6 separate regions of the Mus musculus genome follow, and regions 1, 2, 3, 5 and 6 are each linked to region 4. The links are chromatin loops, found by intact Hi-C in ENCODE. Cell type or tissue: left cerebral cortex. All regions are shown on one strand.

Evidence for each region. A loop is a pair of places that touch in the nucleus more often than their neighbours do. Peaks named below come from ENCODE experiments on the same cell type or tissue, not always from the same donor. Only the 100,000 strongest peaks of a DNase experiment are listed, where the experiment ranks them.
Region 1: a loop joins it to region 4, with 2.3 times the contacts of the local background. A loop is called at or near these places in 3 of 42 quality-filtered maps.
Region 2: it touches region 4 in a loop (3-fold over the local background); 7 of 42 quality-filtered maps call a loop at or near these places.
Region 3: it touches region 4 in a loop (2.8-fold over the local background); 2 of 42 quality-filtered maps call a loop at or near these places.
Region 5: a loop joins it to region 4, with 5 times the contacts of the local background. A loop is called at or near these places in 4 of 42 quality-filtered maps.
Region 6: a loop joins it to region 4, with 4 times the contacts of the local background. A loop is called at or near these places in 3 of 42 quality-filtered maps.

Annotation. Positions count from the first base shown.
Region 1 is chr3:139,203,395-139,207,394 of GRCm38, reverse strand. Stpg2 (sperm tail PG rich repeat containing 2) reads right to left here and starts at 1,502. Exons shown (of 14, transcript NM_198659.2): 1 at 1,388-1,502. The coding sequence starts at 1,496. In left cerebral cortex, a CTCF peak has its summit at 1,830; DNase peaks (open chromatin) are centred at 1,545, 1,759 and 2,691; H3K4me3 peaks cover 1,294 bases; H3K27ac peaks cover 1,136 bases.
Region 2 is chr3:138,857,785-138,861,784 of GRCm38, reverse strand. The region is part of intron 1 of Tspan5 (tetraspanin 5); the gene reads right to left. Among named protein-coding and RNA genes, the nearest start is that of Tspan5, 120 kb to the right of the region's middle. In left cerebral cortex, a CTCF peak has its summit at 1,877; DNase peaks (open chromatin) are centred at 585, 1,807, 2,412, 3,337 and 1 more place; H3K27ac peaks cover 3,883 bases.
Region 3 is chr3:138,546,935-138,550,934 of GRCm38, reverse strand. It overlaps Eif4e (eukaryotic translation initiation factor 4E), which reads right to left. Exons shown (of 8, transcript NM_007917.4): 4 at 3,181-3,276; 5 at 609-672; 6 at 1-42. Among named protein-coding and RNA genes, the nearest start is that of Mir1956, 23 kb to the right of the region's middle. In left cerebral cortex, no CTCF peak of the experiment used is centred here; DNase peaks (open chromatin) are centred at 118, 422 and 1,652; H3K27ac peaks cover 1,595 bases.
Region 4 is chr3:138,742,596-138,746,595 of GRCm38, reverse strand. Tspan5 (tetraspanin 5) reads right to left here. Exons shown (of 8, transcript NM_019571.5): 1 at 3,936-4,000. Among named protein-coding and RNA genes, the nearest start is that of Tspan5, 2.4 kb to the right of the region's middle. In left cerebral cortex, a CTCF peak has its summit at 1,992; DNase peaks (open chromatin) are centred at 2,009, 2,603, 3,335, 3,860 and 5 more places; H3K4me3 peaks cover 4,000 bases; H3K27ac peaks cover 4,000 bases.
Region 5 is chr3:138,487,098-138,491,097 of GRCm38, reverse strand. It overlaps Metap1 (methionyl aminopeptidase 1), which reads left to right and starts at 1,716. Exons shown (of 11, transcript NM_175224.4): 1 at 1,716-1,840. The coding sequence starts at 1,727. It overlaps Gm32553 (a long non-coding RNA gene), which reads left to right and starts at 3,037. Exons shown (of 2, transcript XR_001784010.2): 1 at 3,037-4,000. In left cerebral cortex, CTCF peaks have their summits at 1,428 and 1,686; DNase peaks (open chromatin) are centred at 983, 1,506, 1,597 and 2,202; H3K4me3 peaks cover 1,913 bases; H3K27ac peaks cover 937 bases.
Region 6 is chr3:139,192,128-139,196,127 of GRCm38, reverse strand. It overlaps the pseudogene Gm4862. Among named protein-coding and RNA genes, the nearest start is that of Stpg2, 12 kb to the left of the region's middle. In left cerebral cortex, a CTCF peak has its summit at 2,006 (motif pointing right); no DNase peak of the experiment used is centred here.

The sequences.
Region 1 (4,000 bases), 460 kb before region 4:
AAAATAAATTGGATTGTATTAAATTGGGTAGCTATGAACAAAGGGGAAGAATTTCTGAGAGATTGTGAACATTTAACCAATGGTCTTAAAGGCCAAGAGAAATGGCCAGGCAAAAAAAGTAAGCTAGAGTTCTAAAGCTTAGACCAGCCATGCAAGGATGTCTGTAAAGTGACTGACAACGACGCAGACTTTAAGCCTGTGGGAAACTTAGAGACATAAACCACCTCTATCTCTATAAAGAATTTCACTTGGGAGTGGCTGGATATAAATGGTGATTGAAGTAACAGATATGAATAAGAGAGTACAATGAGCAAAGCAACAAGAACAAGATGTAAAGCTAAGTATCTTATAAATTTAGCTGTGCATGATTAGTGGGAAAAAAAGAAAAATAAAACATGATTCCTTGCTTCAGTACCGAATCATGTGTCAGGTACTGAACAGCAGGAAAAAAAATGAGACAGAAAGCAACAAAGAAAGTGGTCAGCTGTACCAAAATAAAGGTCAAAAAAAAAAGTTATGGGTGTGCAAAAGCATCATAGGTGTGCCCATTACAGATGGTCACTGGTAAACACAAGATGCTGGGGAATACATGCTTATACCATCTCAACAGTACTTGGCATAGGTACCAAAAATGCTGAGGACAGATGCTGAAAAGATGTAAAATTTGAGATCTGAAACGCAAACAGAATTTTACCATGTCCAGAGAAACTTAAACTAACCATAATGGAGCAGGGATGTAAACAGAGTACTCACTCCTGGAACTTTAAGGGGGCAGGAGGTATTTTATATCTACTGAAAAATGCAGGTTTACAAAAGAAACCACTAGAATTTGGGTGGTATTAAACTCAAACAAAAACAAAAACCAGAACTTTAAAAGCAGAGACCGAATTAGAAATATTTATTAAAAGTTGGACCTAATTCACAAACTGGGGGGGGGGGGGGGGGTGAGAAATGAAGAAAAGCAATTAACTACTTCAATTATTAGTCCCTAGGCCACCCCTGAAGGCTATAACTTTTCACAGAATGTAGAAAGAGGGTCTCAGTATAAAGCCAGGGATGGTCAGATAACTTCACTCCGGGGAGTGGGGGAGATTGGGGACGGGATCCAATTTGTAAGTGATAATACAGAATAGAAATGTAAACAATTACATCGTGGTAAATAAATCTGATTAAAGTGTGTGCAAAAGCAAGTATTGTGTTTCATACAGTCACAAACTTGTTATGTCATACAGTCAAGAGCCAAGGAATCAAAATCCTGGTTCTAGTATCGTCTCTACCTGCGACGTGTTACATTTCTGAACAGTGGTCCTTTTTGACTTTGTGTTTAACCTGAGGGCAGGCTGAAGGCGGGCCGTCTGTCACCGCAAGCTGGCCATCAGCATCTTACCTGTGGCCTGCTGCTTAGGAAAAGGTACCTGGTAGGTCCCAGGCCCCACGTGCTCCTCGGTGCTGCCGCGGTTGGCACAGTCGAGCCAGCGCGGAGCACGGTCATACATAGTGATGAGGGGCGGGGCCCACGGGACCGGAAACTAGACAGGCGGCCTGCGTCGTCCCTACACGCGGGACTAGAGTGCGAGCTGCGTGCTGACTGGCTCAGCGGCGTCAGCTTTCCCTCGGGTCCTCGGCACAGAGGTAAAGTGGCGAGGACAGCAGCCAGAGGACCCGCCCGCCAGCCCGCCAGCGTTCAATTCAGCGCTCACGGGTCACGCCAGAGACCGGGCTTAGCCGCCTGAACTTCCGGCTCTGGCTCCGCCCACTCCCCGCCTCCCGGAAACCTTGGAAGGGCAGAGGCCGGAAGGACTCGGGCCTGTAGGTGCACTTCCGGCACCGGCCTCGGAGCATTTCCGGTCGAGCGCTCAGAGCTCGGAGATGTCTTGTAGAGTCTGACGAAGCTCCCTGCGCTAGGCAGGGCGGTGCTGCACCTCAGCTCCACCTCAGCTCCGCCTCAACTCACCTGCTTCCTGTCCCAGAATACCTTCGCTGCGCAGAAAAGCCCTAGAAACGCACTAGAAGGAGGCGAATTAATTTGATTTTGATTTGCCTTCCCTGTAAATCAGGGTGACTGGAAAGACCCGGGGGGCGGGGCAGCGAGGCGGGGACAGGTGGAATAGAAAAGCTCGGGACCCCAAAACAGGGTTTGGGATCAGCAAAGTCCCCCTTCACTCCTGTCAAAAAGGCATCCTCTGAATAAAGTCACTACTGAATCTGACCTGCAGGCCATCAAGATTTCTAAAGGAAAGCTGGGAACGCAGAGGGTTGGGGGCGGGGGTGGGGGGGTGACAAGAAATGGCAACATCTGAAAAGGGGAAAGCTTGCCTACTGAAGCAAGTCAAGGGCAAGGGCTAAAAACTGCTTCTGGTGTTGGACACGGATAAATGGCAACATTGTCTACAAAGTAAGGTGAAGGCATCGAAAAAGCCCAAGCCACCCTCATCGATCCACTGAATCTTCAGCAACAGGCGCTGGAGAGTATCAGAATCCATCTATGTGTTTGGTTGGTTTTTTTCATTAAGAAATCCACACAGCTTCTAAACATCCTTAAAGGCTTAGGCCAGTGGTTCTCAACCTTCTGAATGCTGCAACCCTTTAATACGGTTTCTCAACTTGTAGTGGCCCCATACCATAAAATCATTTTCATTGCTACTTTATAACTTTGGTACTGTTAGGAAGCACAATGTAAGTATTTTTGGAGGTAGAAGTTTGCCAGTGGGGTTGTGACCCACAGGTAAAGAACCACTGGCTTAGGCAATCCTTCCATGGCCCTGCCTTACCCACAAAAGAGCTAGAGTGCCTCAGTCCCCAATACAAACTTAAATATATTTAAATTTTGTGATTCTTAGTTTGCTACTTAGTTCTGAATTAATTGTGGCATCTCTGTTAGAATACTCAAAAAGTATGTGTGTGTGGTTCCTAAGAATCTTTTGATGTCTTCTACTAAACAGCTGGATCATTACTTACTTGAAAAGAACTTATTGGCAAATGTATATAGTTCTCTTACTCTTCTAAGTTAACCTGGATACAAATAAAACTAAAGCCCCTGTCCCTGGGTAGGTCATGAATAGCCCAAGAAGGGGCAAGCAAGGTATACAGAATGGCAAGAGAATATCACAAGCACTTGGGAAACTTATTTGTAATGAAGTGTTTAACTTTCTTGTTAACCTTAATGCTTCCTACATTCTTATAAAACTCATAAGTAGCTGGGAAGTGGTGACACATGCCTTTAATCCTAGCACCCAGAAGGCAGAGGCAACAGATCTCTGTGAGTACCAGGCCATCCCAGTCTACCAAGTGAGTTCCAGGACAGCAAGGACTACACAGAGAATCCCTGTCTCAAAAAAGGAAACATAAGAGTTCTTGGTGGGGGTTTTTTGTTTGTTTGTTTTGTTTTTTGTTTGTTTGTTTTGCCTCATATATCTGGCAAGATCCCATTCAGAAGAACTAGAATGGATGTGCAATGACATACTAGAAAGAGTCACAGATAAAAGGATGGAAAATTGTGTCATTAAAAGTCATGTTTCCTTTAACAACCTATTGGACATTCCTTATATATCATTTGCTCTTGGTAATAAAAGCCAATATATCAATTCAGACAGCATGTTCATGCCAGAGTATAGCATTGATAGCCTGGTTGTGCTATAGCAGTAGGGTAGCTTGCCATTTGTCCAGAAATTGAAGAAAATACCTAGGTAGTGAGATAAAGGATTTATTCGAAATCTACCAACAGGGATGCTGGCAGGGGTGAGAGTGACCATGCTAACATTGAGTGTACAGAGGGATGGAGCACAGAGCGATGCTGTGCAGCTGAGTGTCCCCTTTCCACCAGCAGTAGTGTCCAGCTGCAGCAAGAGCATCTCACAGTGCTTTTCATTGCACCTGATGAACACAGGGAAAGGGACTTTGGAAATCAGACCACATAAGCAGTGATTTCATTGGCTTCCTAGACTGTTTTGTCCTTGCATGACCAGCATGCAAAGGAACTGCTGAATGGTCCTATAGATGG
Region 2 (4,000 bases), 120 kb before region 4:
AGTGACGGAAGCTAGACCTGGATTCCAGAGCCAGCACAACTGATGCTTTGGCAAAACTGGAAAGGAAAATAGTCTCGGGTGTCACAGGGTGATTCCAGAAGGATGCATCTGCCCCACTGTCAAGTGGAAAAGCTCTTCTTCCATATCCAGTTATTTTCATCCTGGCAGACTCCATTGTTTTGGACTGGAACAGTGTCCCATCCCAACTGGCACGAAATGGACACTTCAAAAAGCCACCTTTCCAGTATTCCAAGTCGCTTTGAGTCCCAACTTTATACTTGACCTTACACGTCTCAAGATAAAAGGAGATAAGAAAAAACAGACATAGCTCTTACAGTTCAGAGGACTTTCAGGTCACGAAAGAATAAAACTGCCCCGTGGTAAGGAGAGAATTACAAGTCACCAAATCTGTGTGGCTAACAACAGCAGATGGGAGGGGCTGGCATGCAATCAGAGACGCAAGTGTGGCACGGCACTTTTGGACCTTGTAAGGCGCCCATTCATCACCCTGGTGACAGGAGGATTCTCAGGGACCATCTGTGAGACTGAGTGGTGGGTGGGAGTGGGTGGGACAGGCTGGCACTGAGGAGAAGAATCACCATGTGGGTTGCAGACGTCTGGATCCACAGGGATCCAAAGGAAGATGAGGGAGGAGCAGGCAGGAGCTGATCGTGTCCAGGATATGGAGGAAACGTGGGCAGAACTGAGAACTACTGAGAAGTGTTTTCCGGTAATGACAGGATGGAGGTGTGAAGGGTAATTGGTCTTATACCTGGAAACTATGGCCCTTCAACATTCCAATGTGGGTCTGGGTTGCTGCTCAGTGGTTAGTGCTTTCCAAGCACACACTGGGCCCCGTCTTCAACTTCCCAGTACAGGGGAAATAAAACCTACTGCTCTGCAGACAGAATCGACTTCTGGGTGCTGTTCTCAGGGCTGGCTGGACCTAGCAGAAATTCTGAAGGATGTTTTTCTTGTTTGAGTATTTGGCTGCTAACTGAATTCTCTGGGAAGCAAATCTCACGTTTTGTATTTTTGAAAACTAAATTATTTTACCATCATCATATATTTCTGTCACCTCTGCTACTTGTATTCCTAAAAAGAAGCAATTACATACCAGGGCCCAGCCATCCAAGTTCTTAAGCGGCTTCTAAACGAGCACTCCTTACTCCTGTTTGCTTAAGATGTAGCAATTTCACCTGCGATCTGTCCAGACTGAAACAAAGTTCCCGACCAGCACTGCAGGAAGCCGAGCCTCACCAACAGCCTCACCAACAGCGGACTAACGTTCTGAGAATGTAAACCTCCGCTGGAACAGGCAGGCGAGGCGCACCTACCGCCTTCCCTGGACAGACCAATGAGCCAGCAGAGAAGCTCACTTGTTCTCACTCTCCTTTTTTCTGAGCCAACACTGCAGCTCTGGCAGATGGGTAGCCAGCTTATACAGGTATCCTATGTACAGCCACTAATACAACACCTGTCTTGGTAGGGTGGGGAGTTATTTCAGGAGAAAAAAAGTCCCTGAGTACAATTCCTGCCAAAGTATGAGCTGGCAGAAAATTCAACCAACAGAGAATCAATCCTACTCTTGCCACTGGGCTCTGATGTCCCAGTTTACAACTGTCCAGAATGGTCTTGATAAGATGGCATGACAGACAAAACTCGACTCTGTAAACAGGACAATTCCCATGGAGGCCAGGGCCAATGTCTCTCCCTTTACATAGTCACAAGGCCATCTAATTGTGGCCCCAGTACATATTGCCTAGGGACCTCTAGCCCTGGTGCTGCACAGTACCATAATACAACTCGGGAAAGGCAGAGCCTGCTGGGCAACTACAACCGGCAATGCAGCCACTGGAGGGCTTCGGACAAGTCAGGGAACTGAGCGGACAAGTGCCTGCTTTGTAGCACTGACACGCTAGCAGGGCAGCGCAAGGAAAGACAAGCAATAGAAAGTCACAGATGAGCGGGCTGCTCAGGGCTGCTGCCAGGGAGGAGGGCAGAGTGAGGAGAGAAAGCCAAGTGGAAGGCAACTGCAGGTACTGCAGAGTGACTAGAGCAAACCCACGAGAGGGACAGGGATTAGTATCTGATGACTCCATTAGTTAAGAGTTTGCTGCTGTTACAGAGGACTAGACATGGGGTCTGAGTACCCCCTGTTGGGCAGCTCACAACCACTAGTTCAAGCCCCACTAGTTCAGGGGATTAAACATCCTCTTTGGAGCATACACACAGAGAGACACATAAATAAAAACAAAATAAATATTAAGGGGAAAAAAATACATGTTCATTGGGCACCATGAAGGAAGGAAGAGCTGACTGGCGGATGTCCGAACAGCACCCTAGCCGAAGCCAGACATCTGGACTGAGGCCCCGGACAGATGGCGACAAAGCGGGACACAAAGTGCCAGGAACGGAGAAGCACAGCTCAGAGGCTCACAGTAGCCAGGCTGTGTCAGGCTGCACAGGCCACTGAGAAGACTACACTGTGTCCTCAGATGGGGCAGGAATCCCTGAAGGGTTCTTTGGCTTCCCAGAGCCTGCAGGCCTTGCCTGATCTAACCAATGACTGATGTTACTAACTGCTGCAAACTGTGGGGTCCACGAAACCACATGAAAGCCAACTGTAAGCAAGGAGTCTGTGCAGATTATTCCCTGCCCCCCATCGCTCCTCAGACATTACCCTGCCTGCTCCCCAACTCCTCCCACAGTGGCCACCTTAACAGGCAGCTCCCCTTTCAGAGTCAGAAAAGCCCTGGTAGAAGATGAACTCAGGCCCCCTTGTCCTCAGAGCTTCCCTGCCATACCAGGTATGGCCTTGTCCTGCCTACATGTGTACACAGGACTGGAAAGAATGACAACACCTCACGTCAGACAGTAGGACAGTCAGGGCCTATACTAATCACTGAGCACGTGCATGGATAAAGCAAAGGTGACGGACGGCCCCTGAGTGCTGTTTAATTCTCCTTCTTCTGTCACCGGCTTGAGCATCCTTCCAGAACTGTGCTCCAAATAGTTATATATTTAAGAGACACTAACGGACTCTAGTTTGAGATCTATTCTGCTCCTTTACATGAATGGCTATAAAATACCTACACCCACAGTTTTAGGGGATCCACATAATTCTCATGCTGCATGAGCAAAACATTCAGAGAAGCCTACAACCACAGTGCTGGGGGCTTCCTCTGACTTGTACGAAGCTGTGATCTCTTTTCAGGGCAGCTCAATGAAAACCCCAGATGTTCTAAACTGTTGGGCCAGCTGTTGTGACCGGGCACGAGAGGCAAGAATACTTAATTCAGTCTCCACCATCCACCTGAAGGGCTAGTCCTCTGCTTGTTTATGGGATTGCGGACACAGACTGCTGGGGCTCGAAGCCAAGAACAGGATCTGGAGCAGTCCATCACACAGAGCCTGGGAAAGGAAAAAGGGGCCAGGAGGGGGACTTCTTTGGAACTGCGTAGCACCAAGAGCCCGCAGTATCTTCCCAGAGACGATGAAAGGGCTTTTCCCTTTGAATGCACACTGTTCCAGGAGAAGGCCTTAAAGAAATGCCCACAGTCTGAGGCAGTCTGGTCTAGAGAGCTCTTTGTTAGAACTTGGACCTTGACATTTTGAGCAAGAGCTTGTAATCTGAGATGGGGAGGGGGACGGCTACGCAAGCAATAAAATCCATATTCTTGGAAATTACCCAGGCAATGCAAGCATATAAAAAAGGAACATGAGGGATTAGCTATCCACTTCTGGATAGAAACGTGGAAGTTGCAAGCTTACAGCTCACTAATCTTTGCTTGTCTTACAGTTAAAAAAATAAATAAATAAAATTTAAAAAAGGCTTGCCCTGATGGGCTGCTCTATTGCTTACCCCTCCCCCAGCCATTAGACAAAGCCAAGGCTGAAAACACACCAGAGGGGCGCACTGAAGGCTGAAATGGACTGGAAGTATGTCAGACTACAGGCGTAAAAAGTCAGTTATCTGTAGGCAAGCATGAACCTCTGT
Region 3 (4,000 bases), 200 kb after region 4:
TCGTTTGTTTTTCTCATCTTCCCACATAGGCTCAATCCCGTCCTGCAGGAGGAGAAGGCAGCATTAGACAGCACTGGTACTCCGAGACACAGTATTAGACTCAGCAAGCACCACTGACAACTTTTCTTTCGTTCCCTGTACCCCTGCCACTGGCACGGCTTTTAAACATACACAAGAACTACACGCCAGAGGCATGCAACTGCGCAAGCGTCCCACCTCCTTGTGAATTCTCCAACTGCAAAGCTTCATGTCACCTAAAGGTTCTGAAAATTCCCGAGCAGAAACCTTTTAGAAGCTACATTAAAAACTATGTAATTTGAGCTAACTAACGTCCTATCCTAGCACCTGACAAAGGTCTGTTTATAAATATCTCATGGGTTTAAAATTAGCTGACGAAGTCAGTCTATTCAAGTATATCCAGGAAGGGCTGCACAGAATTAGCAAGGCTCGAGTCAATCCCAGGATGTTCCCATGAGTAACTAAATATTACCACAGAGCACTGTACTCAAGCCTGGTAAAGCCAACTGCCTGAATTTGTGGCCAGTTTTTACAAATACCTGAATGGTCTGGTCCTGTAATAAATATAAACAATCATTGATTAGGCATACCTTAAAAAGTGAGTAGTCACAGCCAGGCATTAAATTACTAGACAACTGGATATGGTTGTATAGACTAGGTAAAAGAAAATAATAATTAAAAACATAATATGTAATGCAGGGTTTGGGTGCTTACACAGACACACACACATTTGGAAAATACGAAAACATAAAAGTATGTAGATTTGTTTTTCTTTTTTTGACTCTGTATGTAGTTAATTTCTGAAATGGACACAACAGGTCTAAATAATGATTACACTCAAAGAAATTTATAATGTAAACTAATACAAACAACTATCTCAAATGACTACTCTAAAAAAATATTTTGATACATTTGTTAACTCAATGCAGCCATGTGCACTTAAGAAAATTAAAACAAACCATCAGTACTGCATGGCTCAGTCAATCAACATTATTACCTCTGCAAGTATAAACACAGCAGTGGTTCTCCAACTCAAAATGGTTCCTATCAGTCAGCACCGCAGTATGAGGAGCTCAGGCACAGGCCAGGATCAAAGGCATTACCAACAGGTAGACCTGCAGTTCTGAGCTATTGCCCAAATATTTAAACCACGGAATGGTTTTCGAGGTATTTGATATATACTTCTTAAAGGCAGAAGGGCTGTGTCACTGATCTCTGTGTAAAACTGAAGCACACGTCGGTTCCGTATTTGCTCTCCTCCAATAGACAGCAGAGTTTATCTTAGGAACCTTGCTGTGTTGACCTTAATTTTGTCTAGAAATATTTCAGACACTTTTAAGAAGTCTACATCTTCCTTACCACATTGCACAGTATGATCCACCTTGAATACGATAGTATTAAGTATCTAATGACTGACAGTTCCCAAACCACAACCTAAGAATCTTAAGGTTACATGGATGAGACTAAAGCAAAAGGACTGAAGAAATGTTTGTGTAAAACCTTCTAGAAAGGAGTAAGAAATCAAGAGGTGGCCTAATCCATCCAGAAAGGCTCAGGCTCCGTCCTTCCCCATCTCTCAGCTCTGGTTCCCGGGGCTTTTGCTTACACTCACTGCCATGTGGGGCTGTGCTCCACTAAAGGAATCCTGGAACCAGGCTTATATAAACAGGTAAAAGCCAGGAATGCAGTCCAAGAGCACATGCGAGTGGGCATGGGATTCAAGCCCTTCCTTTTTCCTTATTAAGAAACTGGAGAACTTTTTGTGCGTGTAAAGAAGGCTTGAGAGTTATTCAAAAGTCTTGCAGTAAAAACACAGTGAGTACAAAAACCATTTGACCCTTTCAAAAACTCCAATTTAGACAGCCACCTTTAGTAATTAGGAGAGCTGAAATATACTTGTTTCATTAAAAAAAAACAAAACAAAGCAAAAAACCAAAAAAAAAAAAAAAAAAAAAAAAAAACAACCCCATAATGTTCTTAGAAAAAAACTGAATTCAGCAGTCTTATGTATTTTATATGTTGCCTTTCTCAATGATGCAATGAATACCTAATATCTGTTGCAGGGAAATATCAGTACAGACATTGGAAACACACTGAATACTGATTGTGGCCTTAAAAAAATACAGCTATGAATTTAATGACTACAGTCTATTCTTTTGTGTGAGCAAAACAGACTCAGAAGTTACATGAAAATGTTGGTCACTAAACTCAGCACCTATGACCTAATATAAACATATAGAATAGTAACTGTGAGGTAACTCTAAACTCTTCTCCAACATTTGCCTCTCATATTCTCAAAAAGTATTTCCCTATATGTTCTCTAAAAATATCTAGAAAATTCAACTTTTGGATGAAGTAGGATGCATCTCAATTGTAAAGCACTTGCCTATCATGTTCAAGGTCCTAAATTTGATCCTCAGAAAACAAAAACTACTGTTTTAAGATAAATTTCAAAACATCTAAGGCATGAGCAGTGTTGATCTGCTATGCCTTGGCAGGTAAAGGTGGTGGGGGATTCCAAGTTCTACAATGTTAGGACATCCTCAAAAACTCAGCTACATCCTGTCTCAAACATACACTTCTCGAAAAAAACCTTCAGTTTATATTCTATTTGTAAGTCTTGAAAAGTTTATGATCCAAGTTAACTTCTTCCTAAACTAAAAACTAATCTAAAAAACATTTTGATTACTCTTTGATAAATTACAATAAAATTAATGACCTAAGATTACAGACACATCATTGTCTTGCTACTCCTGAGTTTATAGCCCTGAAAGTTAAATTTTATAAGTTTCACCTTTTGATAGCCTGAGCAGGGAAATTCCAGATATTATACTAAAAGCTGTCTGCAGAAATGGGGATGTTTAGTAAGGCCTTTTAGTATCCAGTTATGACATAAATATATGTAGGTGACTGCACAGGAGACGGACAGCCAAAAGGCTATCAAAAAATTCTAGGACAATAATAGAGGATTCTCACGGGAAGATGAGGAATACAGAGTAATCAAACCGAAACATAGGGCTTTTGTGTGTACTCAACAATGTAAAATAAAGCATAACTACCAATTCAAACTTTTGAAGATATTCATCTTTCATTTTGTAAATGATGTAAGATAAAAAAATTATTCAACTTAGAAGTATATATAAGTATCTTAAAGTTACTTACGCCCAAAAGTCTTCAACAGTATCAAACTTAGAGATCAATCGAAGGTTTGCTTGCCAAGTTTTGCTTTTATCATTTTTAAAAAACCAGAGTGCCCACCTGAAAATAAAAGCCAGTATATAAAGTTGTTTACCCATATTCATAGCTGATTTATTTACCAGTCAAAGAGTAGAAGTGTCCATCAGTAGGCAAACGGTGTAAAATGTAGAACTGATAGGCAGTGGAAAACTAACCAACGTTAAAGAGGGAATCTGACACAGATAACAAGGACGAAGTCTAGGGATAAGCCTATGTGAATTGCCCCACACATGCACATGGGTCTACTTACATGAGGTACCTAAGGTCCTCAGGTTTGGAGAGGTCAAAAGTGGTGCTGAGGACTGAACAGCTGGTGACAGCAACTTATTTAATAAACTAATTTTAGTTTAAAAGATGAAAATGGTACCAAGGAAACTGCACAGGAAAAGCACTTGCAGTGGGGGCCTGGTAACTCTGACAACTAGAACCTCTGTAAGAGCCAGCTCAAATTTGTGCTATGCCACATGAAACCTTCACATTTTTTATACACATACACACAAAAATAATGTTTTTATAAAATACATTGGGGGTGGAGGGGCTTCCAAGGGGTTCTCTTTGTAGCCCTGGCTCTCCTGGACTTCTCTTTACAGAGCAGGCTGGACTTTAAAGACCACCACCTCCCCCAGTGCTAGGATTAAGGTATGTGCTGCCACAGCAGGCTCTAAAATGCATATGTTTTTAAAGATGAAATAGGTTTGTTATACAACAATGCAAATGTAATCAACATTACTAAGCTGTAAAGATT
Region 4 (4,000 bases):
CACTAATTAAGAAAATGCCCTCCAGCCGGCCCTTATGGGGGCATTTCTTCAGTTGAGATGCTCTCCTTTAAGATAACTGTAGCTTGTGTCAAGTGGATATAAAACTAGCCAGCCCACCACATAACCTTCTACAAAGTGACCCTGACACTTCCCTATCCAAAGATGGAACCTTCAATTGAGCAGACTCCATGAGGACTTAGACTAAATGTGCCAAGTGACAGTACAGTTAAACTGCTTGGAAGCTGCTTCGAACCTCAGAAAAATCCACCTTCTGTGCCACAGCTGACAGCGACACTGAGCCATGGGTAAGCATCACCAATCACAGGTGACCACCAGCCCGGGGTTCCCCCACCCAAAGGAGACAGCAAGAAACTCCCAGCAACTGCACGGAGGTCCCACATTAGAAGTAGCCCCCCGAGGAGTCAAATCACAGAATTATGAACTATCATGATGAGGTTTCGTTTTGAAATTCTAAAGTTTGGGAGCTTGCTGTGCAGCAATAAGTAGCCAGGATGTTGACGTTCACTTTCTGAGAAACAGTTAAGTGTCAAGAACCAGAACAAAACATCTATAAACGGTCAGTGACAGGACAGAGAAATTAACTCCCCAAAGGACTGACCTTAAAACAAACCTTCTTCTCTTCTCTCCTCCGCCCCAAAGACAACTCAGTGTTTCTGATACATGTCTTCCTCTGGTGACACCCTCAATAAAATCAATTCCTGCTGGCTTGAGTTCTTCCAATATAGAGCAAGAAAAACAAGGCTTTCCCCCCCACCGCCCTGTGCTAACTCACAAGAAAGGAATCTGTACAAGATGTTGACTTTCTTACTCACAATATCAGCACTGCTGTTATATAAAAGAATTAGGATCCTCCACATGAAGCTGTGATTCTAATAATAAAAATACAGCTAATGACTCAGAGCGTCACACTTGAGATTCAGGGGAGAGATAGGGAAATATGCGTGCCATACCAATAACTCAACAAGCAAGGAAAATTCAGTGAAAGGTTTGTTGTTTTGTTTCTTTCTTTAAGTGAAAAAAGATCATTGAGGAGAGAATGAAAAACAAATTAGTCCGTGAGCATGTCTACTAAAGGACCATCTATAACTATAGGCAAGTCTCCAGTCCATCATTAGAGCCTACTGCTCATCCCTGAGACTCGATCTTGCCTGGCTGGCGTACTAGAACTCAACAAAGTCTTTGTTAGAGACAGAGAAAAACCTCACAATTCAACCAAATTCTTCATTCGAATAGCTGAGTAAGGAAGGCCCAGGGCAGATAACTGACTAACACAGACAGAGTGCTGATTAGCAAGAGATCCGAGCTGTCACAGCTGCCACTGTGCGCTCCCTCTTATTTTACAAGAACTATTACGTTCAAATGTCTTCAATGAATTTCGAATTTAGTTCTGCACGTCAATGTGAAGATGAAAGACCGGGAGCCCATGGTCTCTGTTACCAATTCCTCCGTCAGAACCGTACAACTGAACTGAAGTGTTGACTCTGCTATCTTGGACAGTCACGGGCAGGTTGGTGGCCGAAGACAGAAGTGTGCATGTTTTTGGCAGCTGCTGCCAGATCTCCGGTCACTAATATTTTGGTGTGTATTCCTTTTAATGATAACGTGGATGTTTTCCTGCTAATTTCTGCTAGAGCCCACTGGCCCTGATAAAATAGGACATTTAAATATGAGGTCATTTGGAGACAGGAGCAGTATAGAAAACGAACTAGAGGTGGCCCTCTGCACTGGAAGGACAGGGAGAGCAAATGACTCTCTGAAGTAGACACCTACTTAACAATGCTGCCCAGGGCAGCTCCTTCAGTTTCAGGGCCTCAGACCGTTCTCTGACTTGCCACAAGCCTACCTACTGCCCTCCCACAGTAATACTTCAAAAATCAGACAAGATGTGGGTCCTATTCTGAAACTCTCCATGCAGGCAATCTGCAATTTTGTTGAAGCTCTCCACAGTCCAGGGGGTTTGCTGCAGCCTAATCCAGACACAGGGCTAAATTTGCCTTTGTGCTCGCTACAAAATTACACCAAACTGCCAGGGAAACATTTCCCCATTCCTTTTTATTTCCCTCTCACTCCCCGCTCTGAAACTGCAGAGAAAGCCCGTGGGTGCTTTTTGTTGCCTGGTAGCTGAAATGTGCAACTTTTGGAAGTGTTGGAGCAGAAAGAAGAGGCCCGGGTGAACCACCCCTGCAGCCCCATGTGACGGCCCTTGCCTCTCTTGCCTCTCATAGTTCAAGGCAATCAGAATACTTCAATGGGAAGCATGCCTAGCCACCACTTTTAAACATTTCCAGAAAGGGTCCAGGAGAGAAGAAAAAAAAAAAAAAAAAAGAAGGAAAGAAAGAAACGCATTTCCTCTTGCTCTGTTTGCAGCAGGGGGGCAGGGGTGGGGAGTTGCTCCCAGAAACCATATATTATCACTGACAGAAAAAAAAACAAAACTACTCGTGAATGGCTGTATATGGTATTTGTTCCCACACTCCCTCATCAATCTGGTCCAGTCCTGAGGACAGATGACATGCTGACACAAAGTCCATTTCCTTTCCTTTCACAAAACACACATAGCTACTCTGAGAGAAAATAAAATAAGCTGGTAAGTGAGGGGGTGGGCAGAAGATCAGCATAACTACAACTATTCTCACAGATGTTTATGTCTACAGCAAACAGCCACAATTAAGGGGAGTCCAAATTAAAATGTCCTGGATTCAGACCACTGGATCATTGTTTACCTCGCAGAAACTTGGGGATATCCCTATGGTCCGCCACCATCTTTCCCTCCCATGGAGAGAGAGGTGCCAGGGAGGAAGGCGACCCCGGATGGAAATAGGTGGGCTGAAAAATAACACGGTCTGCCAACCAATGCCAACCAACCAACCAACCAACAAACCATTTCCCCTCTTGTCCTAGAGAACTCTTTGTCTGGTTGCTGAACACGTTTGGAAGGTCTCAGAAAAGAATCACAACAAAAGAGTAGGGTCCCAGCCTGATTACAATAGGCACCCGGCACGAGGGAGTGTCACGCAGAGCACGGTTGGGAGCCGGTTTGCAAGCCGCGGCTCACCTGCTCTGCCAGCAAAACAGGTCTTACACACCTTCTCCTTTGCATGTCTCCAAGGGTTCCGAAAACCTGTGTGTCACCCCTTTAAAAGGGGAAGACGCGAGGCACGCGCACACCGAAACATATGTTGACTGATGACTAGTTATTCCACAAGGATACACAGAGAAATAAATCCCTCCACCCTGCACGCCCACTTGGCCAGTCCATTATGCAAAGGGAGCGCTTTACTGCCGGAGAGGAGCATGCAGGACGTGTTATTTACGTGCACATTACAGAGCCACACACCACGGCATCTGCATCCTACACAAAGCCGGAGATGGTGCAAGGAGATACACGCTGAGCACGGCACAGACCAGCCGCGGCAACACCGAGCCAAGCCCTCGGCCAATCAGATCGGCGCTGGAAGGTGGATCTCGGGGTCGGCTCTGCCCGATTAGCCTGCCCCATTATGACACCACGCTCTGCCCAACATCCAGATCCCACGGGAAGCAAATCTAATCCGTGTGCTCCCTCGTTTCTCAAACTGCCGAGCCGTCCTCCCATTTGTACCCCAGCTTTTCGCGCCCCCCCCACCCCCTTAAAAAAAAAAGAAAGAAAGAAAGAAAAGAAAGAAAAAAGCCACCCCGAGGCCTGGCTGCCCCCTGCCCGGCTTGGTTCCTCTTTTCACCTCCTCCGAGTCCTGGAAAGGATGAAGTGTTTCTCTCCCCCGCGCTCGAGCCGGGAAGGCGGAAGGTAGACGCCTCTCGCCGCGACTGGGGCAGGAGCTCCGGGGGCGGCGAAAAGTAAAGCAGCGACCACGGCGGGGGACCGTCGCCCACCCATCCGCCACAGCACTTGGAAACCCAGGAGCGCTCCAACTTACCCAAAATATGACATTGAAGCCAAAAATGAAGTATTTGATGCAACAACTGACTTCAGGACCCTTGT
Region 5 (4,000 bases), 260 kb after region 4:
TCTCATGGTTCAAATAGCAGAAGTCTCTTTTTGTCTGTTTAAAAAATTGTTGGAAATTCTGTTCAATCCAAACCAAAGACCACTTAATAACTTTTTCAAAATGAAATTAAAGTCAGTAACTCAAAACAGCAATGCCTGGACGCAAATATTCAATTCTCTATGCAGAGTTCTAGCCACTATAGGATTGCTGCTATTGAGGCTAACTCAATCCAAAGACAACCTGATTGGATACATAATGAAGAATGACAGAAGAATACTAGATGTCTCTGTCTTCTGTAAAGAAACCAGGATGTGTTTGTCACTGCCTATGTGACAGCACCCGCAATACAGAGTGTACGTGCAGTGGATGCAGGATCAGACTGCAGAGAAGTCCAATGCACATGCTGAGTGTTGCGTTTAATTCTGAAATAACTTTTGGTTGTTAGGCTGTCAAAAACTGCTTACTATTGCCAAAAATTTTGTTACTCCATATTTAGAAGTTGAGAGCCACAGTTTAGGAAGCTGGGATTTATACAGTTAGATGTCATATACAAACATATACACATATGCAGTCACTAATTTTCTTAAATGTATACATTTTTATTAAAAGTTTACAGTGGTTGGTTATACAGGAAAAGTTATTCAAGAAAACATGAGCTTTTCTGGTGTATTAAGGTGGAAAAGATTTTTTTAAAAGTCACAGCATTCCTCTAGCAACAAACAAACAAAAAAAAAAAATAGAAAACGGCAGTTGTTGTCTACTGATTATGTGTTTGAAAGATTTAGGCTACCGGGTTGTATCTGATAAACTCTAGAGCCTTTTAATTCTCGCATTTCTTTTCTTTTCTCTTTTGGTTTGTTTTCTGAGACAGGGTTTCTATGGGTAACCCTGGCTATCCAAGAACTTACTCTGTAGACCAGGCTGGCCTCCAACTCAGAGAGATCTGCCTGCCTCTAGATCTGAGTGCTAGGTTTAAAGTTTGGCATGCGCTACCACTACCCGGCTAACCCCCCTCAATTCTTGATTGGTGGAATTCGCTCAAACTATAAAATCAGATAATATATATATATTTTAAATCATCGATATTGAACTATCTGGCAGCTACTAGCGCTATGTATTTCAATAGCGGGGTGTGGAAAGACATGAGGAAGAGCGTATTTCAGTCCCATCTCGGTCCATTGATATTTTTTTAAGAATGAGCGTAATTTTTTCTTTCTTTTTTATTTTGAGGAGAACACTGGCAGAGAGAAGCGGAACTCAGAAAAGGGAATTAGTCCCCAAGAAGCTCCCGGCGAACCAAACTGAGGAATCCACGCCCTTCCCAACCACCTGCGAGTGAATGAAACACCGAAGGCTCAAGAATTTCACGCTCGGGGTCCCAACGTCATGGGGTGTAGGATCTCCGCTGACCCCACGTGGCGTCGCCGCCACCGCAAGCCTTGGGGCGGGGCAGGGGAGGCGGCGTAAAGGCTGCCGGGCGGGTCGCCACTACGCGTGCGCGGAGAGGGCGTGGCTGTCAGGGCGGGGGGTCGGCCGAACCGGAGGGAGGGGCGGGGCAGCAGGTGAGCGCGCGCTAAGGGGCGGGGCCCTGGCCGCGCGTGCGCGGAGGGGGGCGGGGGCGCGCTGCGTAGGGGCGGGCCCTGGTCCTCCCGGTCCGGCGCCTAGGCCTGCCATCGGAGCTCCTCCCCGGCTGGGTCCCTCTCCCCGCCCTGTGGCGGTTCCTCCCTCCTCCGGCAGCCAGGCAGCATGGCGGCGGTGGAGACGCGGGTGTGCGAGACGGACGGCTGCAGCAGCGAGGCCAAGCTCCAGTGTCCCACCTGCATCAAGCTGGGCATCCAGGGCTCGTACTTCTGCTCGCAGGTAGCCGCCCACCCCGCGCCCCTCCGGTCCTCCGCCTCTGGGCCTTGTCGCCTCCCGCTCGGGCCTCCGAGCGGCCCGGGCCTCGGGAGCCGGGAGCCCGGCCGCCGGCGCTCTCGGGGGCGGAAGCTGACCTGCGGCGGGTTCGGGCCAGGCCTCCGCGGTCCCGTGGGCGGCCAGGTGTGTGCGCAGGTAGGGACGCGCGGGAGCCGGTAGCCCAAGACCTCCGCCGAGCCGGGGTCGGGTCTGGACGCCGCTGGCCGCGCTCCCGGGGCTTCTCTCCGGTGTCTCTGCAATCCCGGACGGAGACGGAAGCGACCTGCCGGGGCCTGGGGGTGGCTGCAGTCTCCCGTAGAGGAGAGCTGTTTCAGTCTCACTTCTTTTGTGTTTTACTACCGCGCTTTGACATTTAAGTAACTTTGAGTGTAGGCGTGGAGAGAGGTCGGTGTAATTCATTCTTTTCCGTTGGCATCTCAGATTATTAATTTGAGAACCGGTAAGGTAAAGAGATGAGTCACTTCTGTTACTGAAGTTCCTGGAGTAGAAAGGACAGTCCCGCAGGGGTTGTGCTTCAAGGCTCCGACGTAGTTTTTGTGCAACTGAGCAAACCTAGCACTGAGTGGGGCCCTGACAGAAGTGTGTATTTATTGAACAGTATTTGTGTCCCATCGCGTTTCTAGACTCAGAATAATGGCAAGGCAAGTAGTAGATGGTTATTAGGCTCTTAGTTACAATTTGTTGAGGAGAAGAATATAAGTACGTTGGTAATAAACTGACAGGTTCCTGGGAGAGGGGAGTTAATAGGCCAAAGACCTTGGCATGCTAGTTTTTCTGAGAGCTTGAGTAAGTGAAATTACTTAAGTTCCCCAGTTTCAGTGTTACTCTATACAGAGAGAATGAGGGTACCTTTCATTCTGTATTGTACAAGATTGTGCTGACAATGAAATTAAGGAAGACCCTGTAGCCCTATCATTTAGAGACGTTTTGTTTTTTAAAGGATTCCACTACAATTTAATGCTGGTATCTAGATAAAGTTGAAGAAGAATAATTATGTCACCAGTGGTAAGTGATACATGCCTTTAATCGCAGCACTTGGGAGTCAGGCAGGCAAATCTGTCAGTTCTAGGTCAGCCTGGTGTACAAGCAAGTTCCAGGACGGCCAGGGTTCTGGGGTGGGGGCGGGGGTGGGGTGGGGGGAAGAATAGTTATATGAAAATAGCAAAACCAACTATTTTCTAAGATAAAATAGATGGAAAGATAAAATAAGATGAAGCCAATGATTAAAAGCCTTAGCAATTGTAGTAAACCATTGCAAGAGTCCTTCACTATTGTATGATCTTGCCTTTAGAGAGTATATGACCCTTGACCTTGCTGACATCACTTTCCAAGCTTTGCACTTGGAGGAGAGAGACCTGAAAATAGCCTTGGAGCTATTAACCTGGTGCAGGGCCTCTTGTGGCTTTAATGTTTTCCAGTTTAACTTAGTGAGTTCTGTGTGGAATCTGGATTTAAAACAAAAATTTGCTATGAAAATTGTGTGCCATCTGACTAGATCAATGTATATAGTTCGTATTCAGGGGTTTCAAGTTGAGAGGCGCTAGGTGTGGTGGCATACACCTTTAATCCCGGTGCTTTGGAGGCAGAAGCTGGCAGAACTCTACTAGGCCAACCTGGTTTACCTAGTGAATTTTAAGGCCAGCCCTTGCTAAATAATGAGACTCTTATCTCAAAAAAAGAGAAAGAAAACGAACAAAAAATGGCTGGGCTGGAGAGATGGCTCAGTGGTTAAGAGCACTTTCTGCTCTTTGAGGGGACCTAAGTTCAGTTCCCAGCACCACGTGGTTCTCACAAACTTCTCAGGCACCAGGCACATAGCGCACAGGCACACTTGAAGGCAGAGCATCCATACACATAAAATAGAAATGAAATCTTAAAAACCATTGGGTGGCATGCATGGGTTAATGTGTACTGACACTAGCTCCCAAATTGATTATCCAGTACCAAGAGGTCAGCTCAGAAATCACATACACATTAGGATCCTTATATGGACTGAGAAGGTCATATTTATATGTTTACAAACACACACACACACACACACACACAAACACATACACACACACACACAATTACAAAGTTATAGAGGCCATGAAATTAAGAGCAAGG
Region 6 (4,000 bases), 450 kb before region 4:
TTTAGGTGCCCAAATTTATCTAGGTTAGCTTCAACCTATAAGGTTTTTCTGTTTGTTTGTTTGTTTGTTTGTTTGTTTGTTTGTTTGGGTTTGGATGGAGGTGTGTGGATTAAGACAGTCTCTCTTTGTAGATCTGACTGGCCTGGAACTTACTGTGTAGACCAGGTTGGCCTGAAACTCAGAGACGCACCTGTCTCTGGAGTACAAGGATTAAAGACATGAGCGTCCACACCTGGCTGCCTAAGTTTTCTTTCTTTCTTTCTTTCTTTCTTTCTTTCTTTCTTTCTTTCTTTCTTCCTTCCTTCCTTCCTTCCTTCCTTTCTTTCTTTCTTTCTTTCTTTCTTTTTGTAAACAATCTTTTTATTAGATATTTTCTTCATTTACAATTCAAAAGCTATCCCGAAAGTCCCCTATACCCTGCCCCTGCCCTGCTCCCCAACCCACCCACTCCCGCTTACTGGCCCTGCTGTTCCCCTGTACTGGGGCATAGAATCTTTGCAAGACCAAGGGCCTCTCCTCCCAATGGTGGTCGATTTGGCCATCTGCTACATATGCAGCTAGAGACTTGAGCTCAGGAGGTACTGGTTAGTTCATATTGCTGTTCCTCCTATAGGGTTACAGACCCCTTCAGCTCCTTGGGTACTTTCTCTAGCTCCTCCATTGGGGGCCCTGTGTTCCATCCAATAGATGACTGTGAGCATCCACTTCTGTATTTGCCAGACACTGGCATAGCCTCACAAGAGAAAGCTATATCAGGGTCATATCAGCAAAATTTTGCTGGCATATGCAGTAGTGTCTGGGTTTGGTGGCTGATTATGGGATGGATCCCCAGATGGGGCAGTCTCTGCGTAGTCCTTCCTTCCATCTCAGCTCCAAACTTTGTCTCTGTAACTCCTTACATGGGTATTTTGTTCCCCATTCTAAGGAGGGACAAAGTATCCACACTTTGGTCTTCCTTCTTCTTGAGTTTCGTGTGTTTTGCAAATTATATCTTGAGTATTCTAAGTTTCTGGGCTAATATGTTCATAGCAGCCTTATTTATAATAGCTAGAAGCTGGAAAGAACCCAGATGTCCCTCAATAGAGGAATGGATCCAGAAAATGTGTTACATTTACACAATGGAGTACTACTCAGCTATTAAAAACAATGAATTTATGAAATTCTTAGGCAAATGGACGGATCTGGAGGGTATCATCCTGAGTGAGGTAACCCAATCACAAAAGAACTCACATGATATGCACTCACTGATAATTGGATATGTTTTCTTTCTTTAAACATGAAAACCAGGTTTTCAGAAGTAATCAAACAAGTCTAAATGTAAACGAATCCGTGCCTAGACAAAGGACCAAAGCTTTATGTCGATTTTAGATGCTAGAAAAATAAAAATAAAAGTCCCCCCCCCCGTTTCTCCTAATGTAACCAAATAACAATTTTTCTCCTCCTGTAAAACACAAACAAAACTGATTCTAGTGGTCTCAGGAAATGGCCTGTAGTGGTCATGTGGTAGCCTAGTCAAGGTAAGGAAGTCAAAGACCTCAACCACACAGCTGTCTTCTTCCCTGTCCACCATGAGCCACCAAGAATCTCACTACCTAGTGATCTTCATCGCACAGTCTTATTACTACTTTACATGAATACAATCCAGAGAATAGGTGGATTCACACTCAATAAAGCACATCTTAGAAATACCTAGAATGTATACACTAATACACACTAATTCCTAGGGACTAGAATACACTCTTGCAGAAATGGCTTCTAATTCTGTTTTCATTTTTGTGCTTGTGGGTTTTGTTTGTTTGTTTTTTAGTTTTATAAACTTTATCATAAAAAAACTTGAAAATAAAGGAAAAAAACACCCAAAAAAGCTAATCACACCCTAAATTTATACTATACACCAGACAAATAAATTTCTAGATTTGTTGTAAACATTTAATATTCTACAAACTTAAACACTCTTTAAAACCCACAAGGATTTTTTTTTTTTTAGTAAAGATCACTAGGTGGCACAATTTCACCAGTTTAGGCTAATAAATTTTCTCTGTCTTATTAAGTTTATATAAAATAACCTAGATTTTATAATTCCATCTAAGCAATTGAAATTTATATAATATTTTTGCAAGCTATCAAGGACACATAAAGATCCTGTCTCACAAAGAACAAGAACAGCAAATGCTTTCTAAAGCAGCATTGCCCATTCTTGTGACCTATGTGATTTCCACACTGGCTTACAAGGCTAGGAAGGTACAGAATGCGAACATGCCGTCCACCAACTGCATCCTCAGATACTTGCCAACCCTCGGATCTGGGCGTGGCTTTATGAACAAGGGAATGTGTGGTCAAACCATTGGTTCTGATGAGTGCATTAACCTCACTTAAATGATGCAGAAGAGATTCCATGGAAAACAAAGTCAAGAAAACAACTGCACTGGCTCGTGCTAAGAAGAAAGTATTTCTCTGCTCTAACGAGATTCCTATTGGAACTAATCGAAGGACTGAGAGGTTGAGAACACACTACAGGGAATATGATTCCTTTTTCCTCAGCCCTTGTGCTTACCAAGTAACAGCAAACACTGTCATATTGTTTTTAACACAAATTTTTAAAATGTAGGGGTTAAAGAGATGGTTCAATGGTTAAACAAGCACTCGCTGTTCTTGCAAAGAACCTAGGTTCCATTCCCAGCACCCATATGGCAGATCACATCCATCTGTAATTCCATTTGCCCCTCTTCTGACCTCTCTCTGACACCGTGCATGCACATAGTATATAGAAAAATATGCAGGCAAGGCACTCATAGACATACAAGTAAATATATCTATAAAATAAATAAAAATAGTGAAGTTAGTTTTAATTTTTTAAAGTAATTGACAATATATTTCAAATACTCCTTGTTTGATATGCTTATTCTTGAATATAAAAATGGCAACTCTAAAACCAGATGAATAATTGAAATAATAAAAAACAGACTTCTTTGTAAGACATAAGAGTTTATTAACTGTTAATTTGAATCAACTATACATTTTAATAATATTGACATATCATAAAGACTATAATGTAATGATGCGGAATAGTGGCACCATTGATAAATGCTTAAAATGAGGTATTAGGAGTAAGAGCCTAGAAGTCTGAATTATTTTTGCCTTACTGCATAAGATGGCTATACCAAATGTGACCTAAATTTTCTCATATTTAAAAATTAAAAAGAAATAGTGCCTAGACAATGGAAAATAATAGAGGTTGACCAGATTTCATATCCATTTAACCTTTAAGTTGTTATAAGTATCATGTTTGTAGGAAAAGTCCCAGATCTGTCTAATGTGTTCACTATCACTTCATTTCTTGGAAGTATTTATAGTTCAGAAAGTTTAACTGCTCTTAGGCTTCATTTTGGCACATAAAGTAGTTATCAACCAAATAAGGGGGCAGTATACCTCACCTGGACCAAATTCTGCCCTGCCTCCAGCTCCTGATATGATCCTTCCTAATGGCCACTGGTGAACACTATCAGCTGCGATAGTCAACACTGCTAGGTCCTTGATGGTAATGTTCTTAGAGACCAAGTCAACTTAGATAGATACTCTGGCCTCTTGAAAAATTCTCCTGTTCTGAAGAAAGTCCTTACCTAGCACAAAGGATACTGATTCTGAAAGGTCACCTATGAAGAGGGGAATGGGGACAGTTACAGTGTGTTATGAACTAGGATTTTCAAGCCACACTAGACAATAATAAAAAGATAGACTGTCCTTACATCCCAGACCACTACACAAAGCATGACAGTAGACAGAGGGAAAGAAAAGAACAAGGAATACTCTACAGAAGAACTCTACAGCAGGGTTACAAACCACTGAAAGTTTCTGGGTCCATGGATAGCTGCTCAATAGCCATGCTAAATGGACAGGTTCCCTATAGTAAATTGTTCCCAAACCCCTAAGATAGTGTACCTATAACAGCTGCACCAAAATTCTCTCTGAACCTGCCAGAATTCTCTTAGTTCTTACATAA